Linked DNA regions of Homo sapiens: region 2 is linked to region 1. A link is a loop called in an ENCODE intact Hi-C map of the cell type or tissue named here. Cell type or tissue: sigmoid colon. All regions are shown on one strand. Each heading gives the region's core, and the rest is flanking DNA. Links, peaks and the distances in the headings are about the cores only. Region 1 overlaps NAV1 (neuron navigator 1). Region 2 overlaps CSRP1-AS1 (CSRP1 antisense RNA 1).

Region 1 (2,902 bases), core at 94-2,593:
GCCTGAAGCGGCCGTGAGCGAAGATGGCAAATCGGACGACGAGCTGCTCTCCAGCAAGGCCAAGGCGCAAAAGAGCTCTGGGCCTGTCCCCTCTGCCAAGGGCCAGGAGGAGCGCGCCTTCCTCAAGGTGGACCCCGAGCTGGTGGTGACCGTGCTGGGAGACCTGGAGCAGCTGCTCTTCAGCCAGATGCTGGGTAAGTCCTGCCGCCCCGCCCCGCCCCGCCCCTGGCTTTCTCCTAACCAGCTGCTGGGGAAGGTGTGGGGAAAGCGAAGCCCCCTCCCCTTGCGCCTTCCCGGAGGGCCCTCCTGTTCACGATCAGGCTGTGATGGGCATTGCGCCCAGATGTGCTGAGCTGGCCCACCTCCAGATGCGCATGGCTCAAGTGTACCTTCTTAAAGACATTACAGGCGGGAACCCGGGCTCGACTCTGGCCTGCCCGAGGTGAGGCTGGACAATGGGATGGGGGGTGAGGGGGTTACAGGCTCTCAGAAATAGAGCCAGAATCCCAATATGGCAAAACCTGGGACTGGTGGAAACCTCCGTTGTGGTGTGGCCTGCGCTTGACAGGAGCATCCCGCATTGCAAGGGGAGCGTCCAGCGAGAGCCCGGATCTAGAGGACAGATGTGGGAGAGCAGATGTGAGGGCTGATTGGCCCCGGAACACAGCTGAGGCTCCACTTCCTCTGTGGATCCCGAGTGGGAGCGCAAGTCGGATTTCCCCGCGGTGTGAGGATTCTGGCTAAAAGAAGCGTCTAGGGCCGGGGGCGGGCGGGCTGCCAGCTGTGCGCATCTGGGCGCATGTCCGATACCTCAGCCCCGGCTCTGGCCCCAACCCCTACACCCGCAGGTCTTTTAGGGCGTGTCGAAAGCTCTGGGCGTTAGCGCCGAGACTCCTGTTTGACCGGGAAGCCTTTGCCCTGTGGCTAATGGAAGCCGAGCAGGCGGGAAGGGAGGAACAAAGCTTGCTCGAGTGGAGGAAGCGCGCAGAGCTGTTCCATTGTTCTCCGTGCCTGAAGAGTCTATGCAAAAAAACCCGAAGCGGGCCCCGGAACTGCTCTTTCTCTCCCCGGAGAGCCCCTGCCCTCAGAGAGGAATAGATCTGGGATGTGCCGGACGCCAGGCGGCCATGCCTCGGGAACTGGCACGGGCCCTCTTGGGGCCACGGAACAAGGACGGTGGGGCCTGGTGCCCAGGCGAGCTGCTTTGGCTGCGCGGACTTGTTGCGGTGGCTGGGTTGTGGGTCCTCCGGCGCCGAGGGACCCGAGCTTCCTGGGTACCCGGCAGGCTGCCCGCCCGCTGGGGGCTGGGAAGGGGCGTGCCAATGCGCGTGTGAAAGGGCGGGGCCGAGTGACGGGCTTGGCGGGTGGGGAACATGCAAGAGCTCGCCGGGCGGCCCTGGAGAATGCGAAGCCGGAGGAGACCGGTTCGGCCTGCTGCAGTCTTCCTAGGAACCCTCGACTCCTGTGTGGGCTAGGATGAGGGTCCTCTGACAGGGGCAAGGATTTGGGCCTTTGGAGAACCGATCCTTACGCAGGAGGCCGCAAATGGGCTTTGCAGGGGCAATCAGGAGACTGGACAAGGGCAAAAGAAGAGCAGCCTTTTCCCCTGGGAGCCCCTCCTGAAGGTGGGGATGGCTGGGTGGGTGCGGAAGCTGACCAGGCAGCCTCACTCTGCAAAGGGAATGTGCCACCCGGTCCTCAGTGTGGGGCTGAGCCTGTCAAAGGCCCTGCCTCAGTGAATGGGGCAAGAGAGACAATAAGGGAAAAAATTAATAAATTTTTGGCAGGCACCATGGCAGGCACCAAGGAGGGATATGGACAAAATGCAACTGGCCCATGTGATAGAGAGCCCTGCTGAGGGACTGAAAGCAGGGTGAGAGAGGAAGGGACCGTGTGTGTGTGTGTGTGTGTGTGTGTGTGTGTGTGTGTCAGACTGAGAGAGGGACTTGGCGAGGGAGGGCAAGGGAGTATCGGGGCACAGAATAGCAGAAGGCACAGAACCCTTTTCAGGGTCAAGGCTTTACTTGTTGGGGATAACTTAGCTGGTCTGGGTCCTCTCCAGACCTGGATGCCCTCACACTGTCCCAGAAGCTGACTGCCCATTGAAGCCCTCTTAGTTGCTCCTCAAGAGGAGCCAAACAGGTCTGAGCTGGCTAGGGAGATGGGAGGAGGGGCAGGAGTGGGGAGGAGGGCAGGTGCAGGGAGGGCGAGAGAGGAGGAGAAGCTGAGCTGTGGTCCCTTATTCCTGCTTAGCAGTTGTCACTTCTCAAAGCACACTGACACTTTCAGTAACCTCGGAAGTGAGGAGAGAACACCTCCACTTCCCAGTTGGGGAAATGCAGAGTCAAAAGCATTGAGGGCCTTAAAGGCATCTATGAGTTCATGGTGGAAGGGAGATTCCACATTGATCTCCTGAGGACTAAGTCGCAGCTCTTCCTAGGAGACCTGATTGAGAGAGGAAGAGTCAGCAGGCAGAGGGACCTGCCCAAGGCTATGTCTACTGGGTATGGGCCACCAGAACTGCCTCGATGACCCTACAGAGGGCTGAGGGGCTTAGCTCTCTGGGGTGGGGAGAGAAGGGTGGAAACTCCCAAATCTGCCTGTCTCCAGCTGAGAGGACCCAAAGTTGGGGGGTGGGGAGTTGGTTCAGGCTGTAGCAAGGCAGAGCCTGGTGTCAAACAGTGGTAGGGAGGAAAGGAGGGGAGTTGGTGACCTCCAAACTAAGCTTTTCCCTGTGTGAAGGGCAGAGGGTAGACTGCCTGGGGGAGGGGTAGAGGGAGAGGAACTACAGAGGGAATTCGTCTTCCAGAGCCAATGATGGTGGTGTTCAGGTATCAGACAGGCCCTCAGTGTACAGCAGGGTGGCCTCTGGGGAGAAGAATGGTGACTTGATGTTTCAGGA
Region 2 (2,902 bases), core at 208-2,707, 120 kb before region 1:
TTGATTCTGCTTTTCTGGAGAACCCTGACTAATGGAACAGATATGTTTGTTATATTATTCTGTATACCTTTTGCAGGCCTAAAATAGTTCATAATAAATTTTAAAATAAATAATGAATGAATAGACGTTAAAATGTCAGATGCTATAGAGGGCAAGTAAAATGAGAACTGGAATATGTACATTAGATTAGCTATTAAGAGGCCCATGATTGCCTTTGTAGGAGTGTTCAGAGTGGAGGCCTAATGGTGATGGGTTGTAGAGTGATAGGGGGTCTACACACAATTCATGGAGTTTAACAACAAAGTGAAAAAGAGCTCTGGGTCTAGAGTAGGGTGCAAAGGAGAGAAAGGGTTGTGTTGTTGTTGTTGTTGTTGTTGTTGTTGTTTGAGACAGGGTCTCACTCTGTTGCCCAGGCTGGAGTGCAGTGCAGTAGTGCAGTCTCGACTCACTGCAACCTCCGCCTCCTGGGCTCAGGTGATCCTCCCACCTCAGCCTCCCGGATAGCTGGAACCACAGACATGAACTAATTATTTTGTATTTCTTATAGAGATGGGGTTTTGTCACCTTGCCAAGGCTGGTCTCGAACTACTGGATGCAAGCAATCTGCCCGTCTTGGCTTCCCAAAGTGCTGGGATTACAGGGTCAAGCCACCATGCCCAGACAGAGAAAAGAGTTTTAATAATGGAAACACTTCTCTGTGCTGTGGGGCTTCCATACTAATTCTGTTGGAATTATCAGAGTCCTGGTCCTCCTTTGGTCGCTATGACTATTCCAGTAGAGATTCTGGAAGACTTGAACTTCGTCTCTGTGGGTACAAAGTGATTTTTTTTTTTTTTTATGTTTCACTCTTGTCACCTAGGCTGGAGTGAAGTGGCACGATCTCGGCTCACTGCAACCTCTGTCTCCCGGGTTCAAGCAATTCTCCTGCCTCAGCCTCCCAGGTAACTGGGATTACAAGCACCCACCACCACACCCGACTAATTTTTGTACTTTTAGTAGAGCCGGGATTTCGCCATGTTGGCCAGGCTGGTCTCGAACTCCTGACCTCAGATGATCCACCCACCTAGGCCTCCCAAAGTGCTGGGATTACAGTCGTGAGCCACCACACCTGGTCTTAGTAAAGATTTTTCAAAGAGCACAGTGCTACTGTCTCTCATGGAAAGAAAAGTATTAAACCCATGATGATTACATCTTAGTCTAAGGGGAATATTAAACCCACAATAAATTAAGCTAAAACTTCACAAAGACTCTGCAAGGCGTTGGGGCAGGACAGGGGGTGGGTAAGGAAGGGGTTGATTGTAACTGGAAAATCTTGGGCTACTTGTGGATGGTGTTTTTTTTCTTTTCTTTTCTTTTCTTTTTCTTTCTTTCTTACTTTTTTTTTTCCTCCTAAAGGTTGAGCTTGGCTAAAGGAGTGTTGCTAATGGTTTCCCAATTTAGTTTCAAGGGGATTGGCAGCAGGGTTTTCCAGGCCACAAAGGCTGAAGGGGGACATACTATTAGTCTGTCTCACTCCTCCCAGAAACTCAGTCTGGGTTTACTGTAATTTCATCTTAGTCTCGTCAAAGGCACTCCAGATGAGGAGATTCTGAGCTGGGGTATTTCTTCCTACCCCTCCCAGACAGATTGCAAGGTTTTTCCAATACTGCATTCTCCCTGGGGCTCTCCCTGGTTGGCGTGGAGAGAAAAGCGCCAGCAGGGGTCAGCAGTGTCCCACATCTGGCCGGGAGCTGCTTGCCACATGTGCTGTTTCTTCTGGCACGGCACTGTCAGAGATACTGGGGAAATTGGCGAGCACCGTTCCATTGAGGCGTTAGCATCATTATGAGCATCGCAGGCTCAAGATTCCTCTCCCTGAAAGTGGGGTGGGCTGGATGAGTGGAGGGTGTGTTCTTTATAAGCACTATGTGGGGTGTGGGTGTAGAATCCAGACATCAGCAATGCCAACTCACCATCTGGTTTTCTATCGGGAGGTTTTTATGTGTATTGGCGTGAGCAATATATTGTGTCGGTCTGGGTGTCAGAGGACGCGTGTCAGAGTTGCCTTGTTGAAATTTTCCCAGGGACCTGGGATTTCTGGATTCACCCGGTATCCAGGCTCTCCCAGAGCGGCACTTTAGCTGGCCAAGGCCTGGAGCAGAGTGTGTGCAGCGCTCCCACGGCCGCCTGCCCGGGCCTGCCCCCGACACATGCTTAGTGGAATTCTCCCGTGGCAGCCCAGAGTCTCCGGAACGAAGGTCTCCACAGCCAAAGCCACGCAAGAGGCTCTCCTGCTCTCATTTCCAGACGCACCCTCATCCTTGGCCTCTCCCTGCCTCAGTTCTCTTTGACTCCTCCGGTCCTTGTTGCTGCTCAGCTCCAGGGCACCCCCACCTCCCAGGACAAGTCCCCTGACTTTACAGCTTACAGGCCCAGAATAACAGATGGCCAGAGGCATCCCATTCAAGACTCCCCGCCTCCTTCCTAGCTCCTCAGTCTCTCCCACCCCAATGTGGTGGTGCCCAGGGAGGGGGTCAGGAAACCACAGAGGGCCTGTGGGAGGCGTACAGCTGGGGACAAGCGTGGGCTGGAAGAGGAGCCCAGTCTGTAGCTGAGACTCCCAGGGCCTCATGACCTTCCAGGCAGCCTCCACCGCTGCTATGACAGGCAGATGCCCGACTTTCCACCTGCTTTCTGACCTGGCTTTGGCAAGGCCTGAGCACCTGGCCTGCTTTCCCAGGAGTACAGTTACAGCAGCTGATCTAGGGAACAGGTGTGGGCTCCGTGTCACAGCTGCTGCTGAGCACATCTGTACCCACAGTGAGGAGGCTGCAGCTGCAGCAGGGCCTGTCAGTCACTCATACTCTCCCCGGAGTTGGGCTGGGGGCACTGAAAGGGCCAGGGGTGGAGAGAATCTGAGATA

What was found. A loop is a pair of places that touch in the nucleus more often than their neighbours do. Peaks named below come from ENCODE experiments on the same cell type or tissue, not always from the same donor. Only the 100,000 strongest peaks of a DNase experiment are listed, where the experiment ranks them.
Region 2: it touches region 1 in a loop (3-fold over the local background); 3 of 110 quality-filtered maps call a loop at or near these places.

Annotation. Positions count from the first base shown.
Region 1 is chr1:201,649,232-201,652,133 of GRCh38, forward strand. NAV1 (neuron navigator 1) reads left to right here. Exons shown (of 34, transcript NM_001389617.1): 5 at 1-194. Among named protein-coding and RNA genes, the nearest start is that of MIR5191, 69 kb to the right of the region's middle. In sigmoid colon, for the core only: no CTCF peak of the experiment used is centred there; DNase peaks (open chromatin) are centred at 360, 820 and 1,350; H3K4me3 peaks cover 1,956 bases; H3K27ac peaks cover 1,492 bases.
Region 2 is chr1:201,529,235-201,532,136 of GRCh38, forward strand. The region is part of intron 1 of CSRP1-AS1 (CSRP1 antisense RNA 1); the gene reads left to right. All of the region lies in intron 1 of LOC124904484 (a long non-coding RNA gene), which reads right to left. Among named protein-coding and RNA genes, the nearest start is that of NAV1, 8.4 kb to the right of the region's middle. In sigmoid colon, for the core only: a CTCF peak has its summit at 1,679 (motif pointing right); DNase peaks (open chromatin) are centred at 1,727 and 2,281.